2 separate regions of the Homo sapiens genome follow, and region 2 is linked to region 1. The links are chromatin contacts, found by Hi-C or POLR2A ChIA-PET in ENCODE. All regions are on one chromosome and are shown on one strand. The core of a region is the stretch at or near the end of the contact, and the rest is flanking DNA. Distances in the headings are between cores, read along the strand shown.

The links. A loop is a pair of places that touch in the nucleus more often than their neighbours do. ChIA-PET counts read pairs that join two places held with the same protein, here RNA polymerase II (POLR2A). Pooled maps may share reads with other maps.
Region 2: a map of mammary epithelial cell shows a loop between it and region 1 (5-fold over the local background). The contact joins two enhancer-like sites. A Hi-C loop is called at or near these places in 3 of 168 maps with a recorded cell type or tissue (heart left ventricle, mammary epithelial cell and posterior vena cava), 1 of 37 single-sample maps with no recorded cell type and 9 of 50 pooled maps. POLR2A ChIA-PET finds 5 or more read pairs at or near these places in 3 of 52 experiments (H1, OCI-LY7 and PC-9).

Annotation. Positions count from the first base shown.
Region 1 is chr18:22,869,118-22,876,898 of GRCh38, forward strand. The region is part of intron 2 of RBBP8-AS1 (RBBP8 antisense RNA 1); the gene reads right to left. Among named protein-coding and RNA genes, the nearest start is that of RBBP8, 60 kb to the right of the region's middle. RefSeq lists an enhancer at 3,908-4,027. Within about 2 kb of position 2,819, at least 3 of the 41 ENCODE cell types and tissues checked have a DNase peak (open chromatin) inside an H3K27ac peak, as active enhancers do.
Region 2 is chr18:22,824,042-22,831,822 of GRCh38, forward strand. All of the region lies in intron 2 of RBBP8-AS1 (RBBP8 antisense RNA 1), which reads right to left. All of the region lies in intron 1 of LOC124904263 (a long non-coding RNA gene), which reads left to right. Among named protein-coding and RNA genes, the nearest start is that of RBBP8, 110 kb to the right of the region's middle. Within about 2 kb of position 4,275, at least 4 of the 41 ENCODE cell types and tissues checked have a DNase peak (open chromatin) inside an H3K27ac peak, as active enhancers do.

The DNA of each region.
Region 1 (7,781 bases), core at 1,569-4,068:
CATGTTGGGAAAAGGCTGTTAATTGGCTCATGTAACCTTTTCTAAGATTTGTTCATTGGATGCCAAAAAGGAAAACAGTGACATTCTGAGTCACCCTTATGTCAGGTATTAGATATTTATTCCTTGAGGAAATAAATTTTTAACCAGAAATTACTTCCATTTTCATAACCAAGTCCCAACCCTGTAGAAAAAATTTATTCTCAAACCCAAAGTTTTTCTATTTTCATCAATAATTTTAGGTTAGGGCAAAGGACGTGAACAGCCACTTCTCAAAAGAAGACATTTATGCGGCCAAAATATATATGAAAAAAAAGCTCAATAGCACCGAGCATTAGAGAAATGCAAATCAAAACCACAGTGAGATACCATCTCATGCCAGTCAGAATGGTGATTATCAAAAAGTCAAGAAACAGATGCTGGTGAGGCTGTGGAGAAATAGGAATGCTTTTACAGTGTTGGTGTAAAATAGTTCAACCATTGTGGAAGACGGGGTGGCGATTCCTCAAAACCTAGAACCAGAAATACCATTTGACCCAGCAACCCCATTACTGAGTATATACCCAAAGGAATAGAAATCATTCTATTATAAAGATACATGCATGCATATGTTCACTGCAGCACTATTCACAATAGCAAAGACATGGAATCAACCTAAATGCCCATCAATGATAGACTGAATAAAGAAAATGTGGTACATGTACACCATGGAATACTTTGCAGCCATAAAAAAGAACCAGATCATGTCCTTTGCAGGGACATGGATGGTGCTTGAAGCCATTATCCTCAGCAAACTAATGCAGGAACAGAAAACAAACACCACATGTTCTCACTTATAAGTGAGAGCTGAACAATGAGAACACATGGACACAGGGAGGATAACAACACACATTGGGGCCTGTCAGAGGCGGAGTGGGGGAGGGAGAGCATCAAGATAATACCTAGGTGATGGGTTGGTAGGTGCAGCAAACCACCAAGGCACGTTTGCCTACGTAACAAACCTGCATGTCCTGCACATATATCCCAGAACTTAAAAGAAAAAAAAATAATTTTAGGGGCCAGGTGTGGTGGCTCATGCCTGTAATCCCAGCACTTTGGGAGGCCAAGGTGGGCGGATTATGAGGTCAGGAGTTCAAGACCAGCCTGGCCAACATAGTGAAACCCTGTCTCTACTAAAAATACAAAAAATTAGCCAGGCGTGGTGGCAGGCACCTGTAATCCCAGATACTCAGGAGGCTGAGGCAGGAGAATCGCTTGATCCCAGGAAGCGGAGGTTGCAGTGAGCGGAGATCGTGCCACTGCACTCCAGCCTGGGCGACAGTGCAAGACTCCATCTCAAAAAAAAATTTAATTAATAATAATTTTAGGTTATTCAGGGAAGATAGCCTCTGACTAACAAAGTTATTGTTTAGATGAAACTTACCTGTTGCTGAGCTACCAAGGATATCTACTATTCCTTATTTTACTCTCAAAGGAAATCTATCCAAAGAAAAGCATTTTTCGTGTGTGTCTGTAGCTTTGAGTCAGAACCTTTATGGCTTGGTTGCCTGATGAAATAGAATAGCAGTTCCTGTTAGCACCTTAACTTCTCAGTATTTTCAACATAATCCTGTTGATTTTGTATACTGGATCTTATCTGTTTCCTTATCTGTTATATTTAATTAGAAATAGTGATACAGGTAAAACTATTTTTCAGTTTTTGAGATGAACACATTTGTTTAATACAGTGAGAGCTGGAGTTTTAGAAACTTTCATCTGGAGACCAAAATGAATAAAGTAATTATTAATAGGTATGATAATACAGTCAGACTTTATTTTTGATAGTAATCATACTTAACTGGGTCATCTTGAACAAATATGAATATGGCAGAGCAAGAACCAACCACATAATCCTACGGGGCAATGCAAAGTAAAAATGTGGGGCCCACTGTTCAAAAATTGTTAAAAATTCCAAACGAATCATTAAATCAAACCATAGTCCTTTTGGGTGCAGGATCCTGGAAGCTCGCCCTGGACAAAGCAGACATACTGAGATAGAAGTCACTGTTAAGACCCCCTCATACTCTCCACTTAATTTTTTACCTATTTGGGTGATCACACACATAATTTCATGATGTCTTATTACTAGTGAGATGTTCACAGCAGTGCCAGTAAACTTAGAATCCATTGAGGAGCAACAATAGCTGTTAATAAGGAACTGCAAACCTTTCTACATGTTTTATAAATTAGATAATAATCACTTAATTATTGAGTTTAATGGCACTTTGGTTCTGATGATTTAAAACTGGTTTTAATGTTTAACCACCAAACTGTTGAACTTTTTCATGGTTCTGATTATTCCTCCACCTGAAATCAGTTAATCAATATGAAAATCAACTGTAATACCGGATGGCCAAGGGGCAGAGGTGCAATAATGGAAAGATGCTAAAGACATTTACATATTGATATCTAATGGCTGCATACAGCAAAAACACTGTAACACCTCTACAAATAACTACTATATATTGTCTGCCTATGAACCAGACACCGTGATAAGCATATTAATTCATTTAGTCCTCCTAACAATCCTATGAAGTAAATAAGGGAAAAAAGAGTATTCACGAAAGTAAAGAGTCACTTAAATAGACATTACAAAAATTGCACTGGGAACTATACCAACTATACTCAAATAGGGTCATCAAGAAGAGGTCATTAAAGGGACTATTTACAAGTGTGGGCAGATTTGAGAGAAGCTATTAAGGAAGAATGTAGCACCTGTGAGGCTAGCCACAGCAAGAGCCCCAAGAGGAGGAGAGGTTACTGTGACCTGCAAAAGCCTCCTACAGATGTGGCCTCCATTAGAGGAATGTGGCCAAATGCCAGTGACCTCATAGGGAGAGAGCTGGGAAAATAAATGCCCAGACCACATTCTCCTCCCTCCCTCAGATTTCCTATTGATGCTCCCCACTGATCAAAACCAACTAGAGGCCACAAAGGAGCTTAATTTTGTAATCTAGTGATTCTCAAAGGTTAGAATGCTTCAGAATCACTTGGCCAGTTTGTCGAAGCACAGATTCCTGGGTCCCACCCCCAGAGTTTATGATTCAAGAGGTCTGGGATGGGGCCTGAAAATGTGCACTTCCAGCAAGTCCCCAGGTGATACTGATTATCCAGGGGCCACATTTGGAAAACCATTGATTTAATTTAAAACAGGTCAGCCTCTCTAGACAGAAAGCAGGGTAGATAAGGGAGGAGTGTGCAATTGGAAGACATCCAGCACAGGAACAACAGAAGTGACATGAAAACAACAGACTTGCTTATCATCCAAACCACTGCCTCTGATGATTGCCCTTTTGTTCTTCTTTCCTCCCTTTGTGAATTCTAAAAGGTTTATTTCTTTGCCTTGGTGCAAGCAAAGAGAAGCATTAAGTATTTTCAAGATACCTCCCAAATAGCCCCTTTTAACAACTCCAAACTTCAGACAATGTCTAGTCTAAACTGCCTCTCACCAACCAGAACGGATGCCAGCAAGGAAGGTTTGACACACACAGCAGGAAAGAGCCGTGACTTTTCCTTTTACTACTATGTTCAAGAGCCTAGGATGCTTCGGAAAGGAAAATCTAGAAAACTGACAGTTTTGATGCTAAATCTATGGCAGGTGCTTATGAGTGTCTTGACTATAAAAATTAGGTTGGTTGGATCATCAATCAGGACTTGTAGTAGCTGAAATATAAGGTTGAACTGGATGGTCTCAGTTACAATGCAGTTTGCTATTACTAGTCTGTATTAATCCATTCTCACACTGCTATAAAGAACTACCTGCGACTGGGTAATTTATGAAGAAAAGAAATTTAATCGACTCACGGTTCTGCAGGCTTAACAGGAAGCATGAATGGGAGGCCTCAGGAAACTTACAATCATGGTGGAAGGCAAAGGGGAAGCAAATATCTTCTTCACGTGGCAGCAGGAGAGAGTGATAGAGCAAAGGGAAGTGCTACACACTTTTAAACAACCAGATCTCATGATAATCCACTATCACGAGAACAGCAAGTGGGGAACCCCCCCACCATGATCCAACCACCTCCCACCAGGTCCCTACCCCAACACCAAGGATTACAATTCAACATGAGATTTGGGTGGAGACACAGAGCCAAACCATATCATGGTCCTTGTTGCATTTTCATTAAAGACAATGAGATTATACTGAAAACAACTGAATCCTTCTCTTAGCAAGGCAGAAACCGAAAGTATAACTAAAAGCTAAAATGTTACCCTGCTCTGTGTAAACAGAGTAGAGCATGTCAGATTAATGAATGACCTACTTGCGAAAACGTGTAGACAAGGATTTTATCTGTGTTTGATAGTGGAAAGGTTATATCCACTTCCTGGCAGAGATCTCAGAATATCTAATTTATGTGACAAAAATGAAAAGTTCTCAAGAAATATACCAAGGCATGATTAGCCTATTTATTCCCCCAGGGGTTTAACACTAGCTTTTAGTTGTCTGCTCAATATACATAGTATTTTTGTTTATTTATTTTGTAGGATTGTGTTAACTTAAGCTTTGAAAGGTGTGCACATTTTTTATTTCCTGCCTTATCTGGGAAAAAACCTGACGAGATGTCAGAAATAGATCAGGTTTAAATTAGTTTTATTTATTTTTATTTTTATTTTTATTTTTGAGATGAAGTCTCCCTCTGTACCCCAGGCTGGAGTGCAGTAGCGCAATCTCAGCTTACTGCAGCCTCTGCCTCCCCGGTTCAAGCAAGTCTCCTGCCTCAGCCTACCAAGTAGCTGGGATTACAGGTGCCCACCACCATGCCTGGCTAATTTTTGTATTTTTAGTAGAGATGGGGTTTCACTGTGTTGGCCAGGCTGGTCTTGAACTCCTGACCTCAAGTGAGCCTCCCACCTTGGCCTCCCAAAATGCTGGGATTATAGGTGGGAGCTAAATTAGTATTTTAAATTAGAATCCTACTTGCTACATTACTAGGGAGAAGGAAGGTGATAGATGTTAACTTGTATATTCTCCATTTACTTACTGTTTACTATTTATAAGCAAATTTCTAAAGCAATAATCACCTTAGCATTTTAATTCCAAATACCAATCTAAGAATTAAACCAAATAATTATTCCACCCAGAATGTCATTAAGTTCTATTAGTCTTTTTAGTGTTCATAGTTTCATCTATGAAATTGGATTTAACACTGTGTTCTTTAAAAGTTGAATTATGATCTGGCCCAGTGTGGTGGCTCATGCCTGTAATCCCAGCACTTTAGGAGGCCAAGGTGGGTGGATCACTTGAGGTCAGGAGTACAAAAACAGCTTGGCCAACATGCTGAAAACTTGTCTCTACCAAAAGATATAAAAATTAGCCAGATGTGGTAGCATGCACCTGTAGTCCCAGCTACTCTGGAGGCTGAGGTGGGAGAATCGCTTGAATCCAGGAGGCGGAGGTTGCAGTGAGCTGAGATTATGCCACTGCACTCCAGCCTGGGGAAAAGGGCAAGATTCTGTCTCAAAAAAAAAAGTTGAATTATGATCAAAATAATGCTGTATAAAATGGAAAAAGAATGAATGTACTAATATCCACTTAAAAACACACTAAATTGGATTATTTGGCCAAATAACGGAAATTAAGTCAGTCCAAAGATGCACAATTACAAGCTGTTCTCCCCACATTTTCATTTGTGTATTCCTCCAAAAACTTTGGTCTAATTGCACAGAAACATTAAGACCCTAGTCATTGTTTCATGACTCCTAGGGATATTGGGGTCTCCACAATGTGACAGAAGCCCAGAGAGAACTGAAGCTAAATGGATATTGTGAGACTGGTAATCAACAAAAATCACAGTGTCTGGGTTTCAGGGCCTAACTCTGGGCTGTTATCTTTTTCCCAGACGGCTGATCAAGTGGATGAGGTATGAAATGAAAGCAAAACTCCAAGCAACAATACTCACCAGTTGGTTCAATAGCAGTATCATTTTTAAAATAATATAAAATCAACAGTACTTGCCATAAAAATTTCAAACAGTAGAGAGGGCATAAAATTAAAAGTAAAAAAATACCTTTATCCCTCTTCAGCTTCTAATTGTATTGCCCAGAAGGTTTTTTTTTTTTTTTGTAGTCTTCCAGGCATTTTCTATGCAAATTCAAATAAGTAAACATAAAATATCCTTTGTTTATATACAACTGAGATCATACTCTATATATTAAATCTGTAATGTTTGTTTCTGTTTTTGTTTTTTTTGAGACAGAATCTCACTCTGGTTGCCCGGGCTGGAATGCAGTGGCATGATCTCAGTTCACTGCAGCCTCGACCTCCCAGGCTCAGCCTCCCGAGTAGCTGGGACTACAGACATGCTGACCACCATACCTGGCTAATTTTTTGTATTTTTAGTAGAGATGGGATTTCGCCATGTTGCCCAGGCTGGTCTTGAATTCCTAGACTCAAGCAATCCGCCTGCCTTGGCCTCCCAAAGTGCTGGGATTACAGGCAATGAACCACCGTGCCCAACCTAATCTGCAATTTTTTTTTTCATATACTGTATCTTGAAGATTTTTCTATAGTGGCACAGCAGGTCCTCAAATAACGTCATTTCATTCAACATCATTTCATTTTAACATTGATGAGAAAAAAAATTGATTCCCAGCCAGGGCCATGTGAAGTTTGCATGTTCTCCCATCTTTGGTGAGTTTTCTCCCAATCCCAAAAATGTGCACATTAGGTGAACTGGTGTGTCTAAATGGTTCCAGGATGAGTTTAGGGACATGTGTGAGTATGCCCCGCAATGGGATGGAACTCTCTGTCCAGGGTTGGTTCCCACCTTATACCCTCGGCTGCAGAGATTAGTTCTGGCCTCCTGTGACCCTGAACTGAAATAACTGGGTAAATAATTATCTTACTTATTTTTATTAATCTTTCTTAAGCATACGTATAATTCACATTTATTTCAATGTTTAATATTAGAAGTGTTTTGGTCTTTATTGAGAAATTTGGTGATGTTCTCATGACCAGAACTATGTTATAGAAACTTAATTCTTGGCCAGGCGCGGTGGCTCATGCCTGTAATCCCAGCACTTTGGGAGACTGAGGCGGGCGGATCACGAGGTCAGGAGATCGAGACCATCCTGGCTAACACAGTGAAACCCCGTCTCTACTAAAAATACAAAAAATTAGCCGGGCATGGTGGCAGGTGCCTGTAGTCCCAGCTACTTGGGAGGCTGAGACAGGAGAATGGCATGAACCCTGGAGGCGGAGCTTGCAGTGAGCCGAGACTGCACCACTGCACTCCAGCCTGGGCGACAGAGCGAGACTCCGTCTCAAAAAAAAAAAAAAAAAAAGAAACTTAATTCTTGTTTATATCAATTAGCCTGTGGTAAAATTTATGTTGTTATACATCATTTCCCTTAAAGTCAGTTTCCAAGAACCTAGTGACAATGTTAAGTGAGGACTTAATGTACATATAGATGTACCTCACAGAATGTATTACCACATAAATTATGGTTACTATAATTTAATTAACCAGTCCCATATTGATGAACATTCAGTTTGTTTCTAGATTTTTCCTGTTAAAACAGTTGAGCTTTGTCACCTGGCTTCTATAATTTTGGAAGCCTGTTATCCCCATTGCTATCAGTAAGACTAGTTCTGTGAGAGTCTCTCTCTTACTGTCAGCTGTGGCCTATAGAGGATAGCCAACACTGAGTTTCTCAATGATTATGGTACTCCTTTCACCATCTCATTCCTTATCACTTTAGAAAGCAGGTTCTCCTCCAGGCTCTGAGTTTATGGCACTCTCCTA
Region 2 (7,781 bases), core at 3,025-5,524, 44 kb before region 1:
ATTCATTAAAACCTCATATGCCAACTGGTGCTTAATAACTACTTTAAAAAATATTCATGGTGACAGAAATGGAAAGATTTAGTGCCTTCATATGAATAAAAATGTTCAGATTCTTTATTAAAGTTTGCTTTAATAAAGTGGCTTCTTTTTTAGGATTGTTATTCCCCTACCATGTATACTAATACATTCAAGAAAGGTAGAGAGAACTTAAGGTATGTTCTATTTCATATTCACCTCCAATAAAACCACTAAATTGGATGAAAACTAGAATTGTCACTTATTCTCTAGCAACCAAATAAATTTTATAAAGCTAGACATTGGTCCTAAATTTTCTTTATATCATCTTTTATTGTTAACATGGTTAATCTCTTCTCAAATAGGGAGGCTATGTATATTACCAAAAAAAATTGGAGCAATGAAAAAAAACTAGTGAAATCAAGCAATAGCCAAACTGGATCATTTATGCTCCAAATGTTCTTTTCATCCGCCAGTGTTTTTTCTCCAGACATAATCTTCCACATAAGTACAGCCTTATGCTAAACTGACATAATTCCAATGTTACTAGTTGGTTTTGTCAATTTAGTAGAGTAAAATCCAGTAATTTGGGATTAATGAAACAACTAATTGAACTGTTACTTTTCACTGGCTGTGTTAATTCAATGTGATACAACACTGTCATATGATCAGGTCAAACCTAGAAAGAATTCATTTGCTCTAAAAAGTGGGCAATTCACCCATAAGCACAGAGTATTATTATAGAAACTTTTTCCCCTATGATCTAATACTAGACAATTTGAGCCACTGTGTTAAATTAACATCAAAATATACATTCAGACCAGAATGGTAGCTTACAAAGATGAACTCTTTTCTCTCTTGTTCACTTTTGTTTGCCTAGTGCCTACATTGTAAGCATTCAAATAATATTTGTTGAATGAGTTAATTAATGAAAATTATTATCATCAGTTGCCTATCCTATCCAGACAAAACATTTTGTCTATAGAAAATATGACCAATAAATAACATTCTATGTGTCAGGATCTCCCAACATAAAGACTTCTAGGTAATTACAAAACTGAAAAGCACTGTTAGCCCCAGTACTGATTTGGGTTCCAGTCAGTGGCTTCCAAACTTAGCATGCATCACGCTAGTTAAGAACTAGTTAAAATACAGATTGTTGAGCCCCAGGCCTAGAGTTTCTGTTCAACAGGGACCTGATAATCCTCATTTCTAACAAGTTCCTAAGTGAAGCTGATGCTTCTGGTCCAGAGACCACATTTTGAGAACCGTGAATTAAGAAAATCAGAGCACTTACTAAGAATAGTCTTTATTTTGCTGATGATATATTTTCCACAAAAATCATGTCTACAAGTAGTAGATTTCTTTTTTTTTTTTTTTTTTTTTTTTGAGACAGAGTTTTACTCTTGTTGCCCAAGCCAGAGTGCAATGGTGCCATCTTGGCTCACTGCAACCTCCACCTCCCGAGTTCAAGCAATTCTCCTGCCTCAGCCTCCTGAGTAGCTGGGATTACAGGCACGCGCCACCACGCCCGGCTAATTTTTTGTATTTTTAGTAGAAACGGGGTTTCACCATGTTAGCCAGGCTGGTCTCGAACTCCTGACCTCAGGTGATCTGCCCACCTTGGCCTCCCAAAGTACTGGGATTACAGGCATTCTTGTACAAGTAACACAACCTTATCAGTTCTCTGGAGTTTACTTTGTATTAACCTCAATGACATCCAACAGTATCTTATTAGTTCAAGTAGAACCTGTCAATTTGATGGAAAGAAGCAACTCTGCAAGCACATCATTCTTCTTGACACTACAATATTACCCAAAAATTCCTAGTTTAAATTTGCTTTAATAGGCATTATTTCTTATACTAAGTTTAGATGCCTTTCCTACTATAAGACTATCTAGATAACATTTGTTAGAGAAAGCATTAACAAACTTTGTTGCTCTTCATCAAACTGAGGTATGTATGCCAGGCCAGGCATATTAATAGTAAATACCTCCAAATGATAATAACAACCTATATTTGACAAAATGTTGGCACACTGGCAAAAACTACATTTATAGTCATACTGTTTCTAGCTTCATCTTTGGAGTCTAGCCATTGAGACACACCTATCTTTGTTAAAGATTTTACAGATACTCATAAAGGCTAAAAAATACTCATCTTTTAGCAAAAGCACAACCTCTTGCAGATTTTGGAAGCATGAATCTATTAATGCTTTTTTAATAAAAGAAGTATTAAAGAGAGGTAGGATCTATAGCTGCTCTAGTGGGAAACTTAAAAAGTAATTAAAGAACAATCAATCAGTAGATTTACTAACCCACACCTTTCTCTGAAAAGTATCACTTTATTTTGAAGCCTTATATATCTCAATAGAAAAGTGAAATAGAGAATTGAACATTTAGTCTGTCAGTTATTCAACAGGACCTCAATGTAGGGGTGTGTGTGTGTGTGTGTGTTGGCGATGGGGGACATGCCTGCAGGAATGACATCATTCTGCTTTTCTCCTCAAAATATTACCTGGAAGAACATAGCTTTACATTAACCATGCCAACACCCGCTCATAAGAGTCCTCCCTCCTACCCAGGGAAAAGTGCTAAGCAAGAAATGATTTGCTTTAAATACTGCCAAGGTTGAGTATCTAAGGACTGGTTCAAGTTGCACATCCAGCAAGGAAGCAGGCTTGAGGCAAGTACAAGCATCTGAGGAAAACACAGGAAGGCTTTTTGACAACCCCGTTGGGGATTTTTTCAAAAAGACTTGCAAGATGCCAAGTTAATCTTGAGGCTTCTTGCCTCACTTCCTTTTATGTCCTTCCCTGAACAGTTCTTGTATAAACTTGTCCTCGGGATGTCTTTCCGCCTCCTATAAACTCCCACCTCTGGGTAGCCTTGGCACCTCTGCCTTACCCCAAGGCCTTGAATTACTTGCCTATTTCCACATCTCCATGCTTTAAAAAAACTTCCCTTCAAGGTAGGAATGCAAGATACACCACATTCTCCTTTCTGAGTCAGATGGAGATGGTGGTCATTTCCAGGCCAAGTCGACTTTCACTCAGGCTATATCCCCTTTTTCACAGAACTTCCTCCCCTCTGGAAATGAGGATAAACTACCTTGACAATTAATTACCTGGAGAAGGCCAAGTGAGAGACTCAATCTTTTGAAGAACCAGTTCCCAGATCATTTTGATTTGGAGCAAAACCCTGAACCGAATCCACAGCGAGAAAAGCCAGCATGTCATGCTGCAAGTTGCACTTCTCCAAGTGCTGCTAGCTACCAATATGTCTTAGTCTGCTCAGGCTGCTATAACAAAATACCACAGACTGGATGGCTTACGCAACACATACTTGTTTCTCTTTTTTTGCAATATGGATAAGTTGAGAATTTTCCAGTCTGCAAGTTCTGCTTCTGGAATTGCTTAACAATTCCTTCTTTAATTCATCTCTGTCTTCTCATAGTTTACTATCAGTAGTCAGGAGGAACCAAGCCACTTTTTCCACACTTTGCTTAGAAATCTCCTCAGCTAAGTATCCAATTTCATTGCTTACATGTTCTACCTTCCACAAAACACTAGCACATAAACACAATTAATTGAAATTTTTGCCACACTATAACAAGGATTACCTTTCCTCTAGTTTCCAATATCATGTTCCTCACTTCTCCTGAGACCTCACCAGAATGGCCTTTAATGTCCACATTTCTATCAACAGTTTATGATTATTTATGTATTCTCTAAGAAAACAAAAACTTTATCTCCAGCTTTCCTATTTTCTTTCTGAGCCCTTACCAGAATCGCCCTTATGTGCACCTCAAAACTCTTCCAGTCTCTACCTGTTGCCCAATTCCAAAGCTGCTTCCTCATGTTTAAGTATTTGTTGCAGGGGCATTCTCTCCTTGACTCCATCTGACCACTTCCTCTCCCAATTTCCTTGTTCCCCAACTGACAGTAATTCTCTTAGTTTTCCATAATCACTCTCTTTATCCTTTCATCTCCCATTATTTGTGGAACACACTCTAGTCTAACTCTTGTACCCTGATTCCACTGAAACCAATCTTTTCATTGGTAAAGATCTCCTTCTTGCCAAATTCAAGAAACAATTTTTAATTTTCATCTTACTCATCCTCTCAGCAGCATGAGACATAGTTGATTACTTCATTTTATTGAATCACTTATTTTTGGGTTATTGTTGGCTTCCACAACATATATTTCCCTGTTTTATTTCTTATCTCACCAGCTACCTCCTTCTCAGTCTTATTCACTGGGTCTTTCTATTCTTACTGAAATGGAAAAGGTGAAATACCCAAGAGCTGAGTCCTCAGATTTCTCTTCTTTATTTGCTTTCCTCCCTAGGTGATCTCATCTAGAGTCATGGCTTTAAATAACATCTAGTCAAAATCACATCTCACAGAAGTCTTTCTTCCTCATCAGTTTCTTACCCTGTTTTGTTTTTCTTCATGGCAATTATCAGGGATCTAGAACTAGAAATACCGTTTGACCCAGCCATCCCATTACTGGGTATATACCCAAAGGATTATAAATCATGCTGCTATAAAGACACATGCACACGTATGTTTATTGCAGCACTATTCACAATAGCAAAGACTTGGAACCAACCCAAATGTCCAACAGTGATAGACTGGATTAAGAAAATGTGGCACATATACACCATGGAATACTATGCAGCCATAAAAAATGATGAGTTCATGTCTTTGTAGGGACATGGATGAAGCTGGAAACCATCATTCTCAGCAAACTATCGCAAGGACAAAAAACCAAACACCGCATGTTCTCACTCATAGGTGGAATTGAACAATGAGAACACATGAACACAGGAAGGGGAACATCACACACCGAGGCCTGTTGTGGGGTGGGGGGAGGCGGGAGGGATAGCATTAGGAGATATACCTAATGTTAAATGACGAGTTAATGGGTGCAGCACACCAACATGGCACATGTATATATATGTAACCAACCTGCACGTTGTGCACATGTACCCTAAAACTTAAAGTATAATAAAAAAAAAGAAATTATATATGTATATATTTAAACTTATTTATTGTCTTCCCCATGAGAACAGGAATCTTGTTTGTTTTGTTCTCTGGCATATCCTCAGAAACTAGAACAGTACCTGGCACATAACAGGCTCTTAAAAATATTTAATAAATGGATGCTATGAAGAGGCTTTCATAGTTTTTTTTTTTAATTCTTACCTCCTAAAAGATAAGAACAATTGTTTCAGTCCCTATCCAACTCCAGTTGTGCACCAGATCTTGTCCCCTTTCTTCTACTTAAGGACTTTGCTCCTGAAATCATCCACTTTCTCTTTTTGCATCATCAGTCTTCTCTTTACTCATCATACTTTCTTTATGCTACAATATGTCCCATTATACTTATCATGTTTTCCTATATTATTTATATCTTTATTGATTTATTTTCTCTTGTTCCCTTATAATGTAAGCAATATCAGGACAAGTACATTATTTTATTCACTGGTGTATCCCCAGCACTAGAATAGTAGTAGCAAGCATTCAATAGATGTTCTATAATAAATCAAATGGATTTAAATACTGGTTTGCTTATATGTCTCTCCCACTAGAAGCTATGTTCTTTTAAAATAAGGACCACGTTTTATTCCATTTAAATCCCCTTTGCCTAGCACAATGCCTAGTAAGTGTTCAATCTATTTATGAATAAGTGTATAAATGAGTATACAACTTAACAGCAAGCATGAGGATGTTCAGTAGCCCTCAGGAAAGATGGCTAACAAAAAGTTGAGACTGTCATTGTAATGAAAAAATAAAAAGTCTATTGAAATAATCTGGGCTCCAGAGACGGCAGGAGACTCAGACCAACTAATCTTGGGATTCCCTTAGCTAGAGCAATGGTTTCAGGTATGGACCTCCAACAGAGTCACACCTTTTAGGACAAAGACAAGTGTGTTCTTGTCTCCTGGAACACAAGCTGAGAGGATGTCTGGAGTCCCTGCCACCATCTGACTACCACGTAAAATCTGAGACTAAAGAAAACACTACAGAAGATAGAACCAGGAAATAGAGAAACCAAATTCTGAAGGTACTGCTTGAGCTCTGAATTTAGTACTGCCTTAATTTAGTCTACTCCCTAGACTTTTTAATTATGTAAGTCAATAACATTGTTTTTTGCTTAAACTGGTTTGAACTGAGGATTTCGTCACCTGCTACAGAAAAAAAATATTTGACTGATTCTAGATCTTTAAAAATTAGATTCCTGGGTCCCAATGTCAGATATTCTGAATGATTATGTCTAGGCCTTGAAATCTGTTTTTTAACAAGATCCCCAACAGTATCTATTATGTTCTCGGTTGCAAGCAGCAGAAATAAAAGTCTAGCAGAGCCAAAGTAAAAATAATTTAAAAGACATTAGAAAAGATAAAAAAAAAAAAAGGACATTAGGCAGCTTACAAAATCAAGGAGGTATTAAGGAGGTATGGAAAGGAAGGCTTGGAGCTACACAGTCAAGAACAAAGCCCAAAAGTCATGCTGCCAAACTCATCTTGTGAAGTAGTCATGGGTGCTACCAAAAAGCACCAAACATTATGGCTTGTACAACTGCCCCTAGGAGCTTAATCTTGGGGCAACCACCACTTCCTCTAGCATTACTGCCACTGCTACCCTGCTATATAACCTAGTTATCCAATATAACCTATATAATCTAGTGATTCAATTCCCATGTGCTAAAGGTTAGAACAACCTGAAAGAAAATTATTATCCTCACATGTACTGGGAATTTGACATAATATATGGCATACTTACCGAAAAGTTGGTAAGGAAAATTTTTTGGAATCTTATAGTAGAATTAAACATGAAACCCTTTTTCTATAACCTGTTGTGTCTTTAGCATGAGGGTAAAAGATTTTCCTCTCCTCTCACAGGGACATTTGTCCTCAGCAATGCTATTCAAATTAACCGAAAAGCTGGTAAGGAAAATTTTTTGGAATCTTACAGTAGAATTAAACATCAAACCCTTTTTCTATAACCTGTTGTGTCTTTAGCATAAGGGTAAAAGATTTTCCTCTCCTTTCACAGGGACATTTGTCCTCAGCAATGCTATTCAAATTATTCCAGCCAAATAACGTCCCATTTCTGATGATCCATTGCCTTGCATTGCTATTTGTCTATATTTCCTCACAGTCTTAACAGAATTCTGAAAAAAAGTGAGTTTGACCTCCTCATTAAGCTCCCTACTATGGCATGTGACAGGCATGCTCCCTGTTTCCTCCAACATGCAACCCGTTACCCACTATCAGCTTTAAGCCAGAAACATGGTGAAAATTCTCAGGTGATGGGTCAGATCAAGAATGAAGACTTTTTGGGCCCTTTTGCCACAACAAAATCTGTTTCTCAGTGTGGCACCTGGACAGCCAACAAAGTCCCAGGAGAGGAACCATTTTCTCACATATCCTTTTATGCACAGTGACCCACGTGCTGATTAGTAACCTGCAAGCACTTCCTTGATCACTCACAATACTTTTGGTTATAACCACTGCCTCTACCCTATACCTCATTTGATTATTGCATAGTACCACTGATGGATGCTGTTGCAATCCCCCTTTCCCCTTTGACAGTTTATTTCAGTGGCTCCCACACACAGCTAAGGCTCTGAGTCACTGTCTGTCTGTTTTTCCATTGCATAAGCTCAGAGGAGGGCTTTGCAAGTGTTTGATGCTGGGGCTTTTACCCTCACCTTGGTTGTATCCCTTTGGAACATTGCTAGAAGATATCCCTCCTGA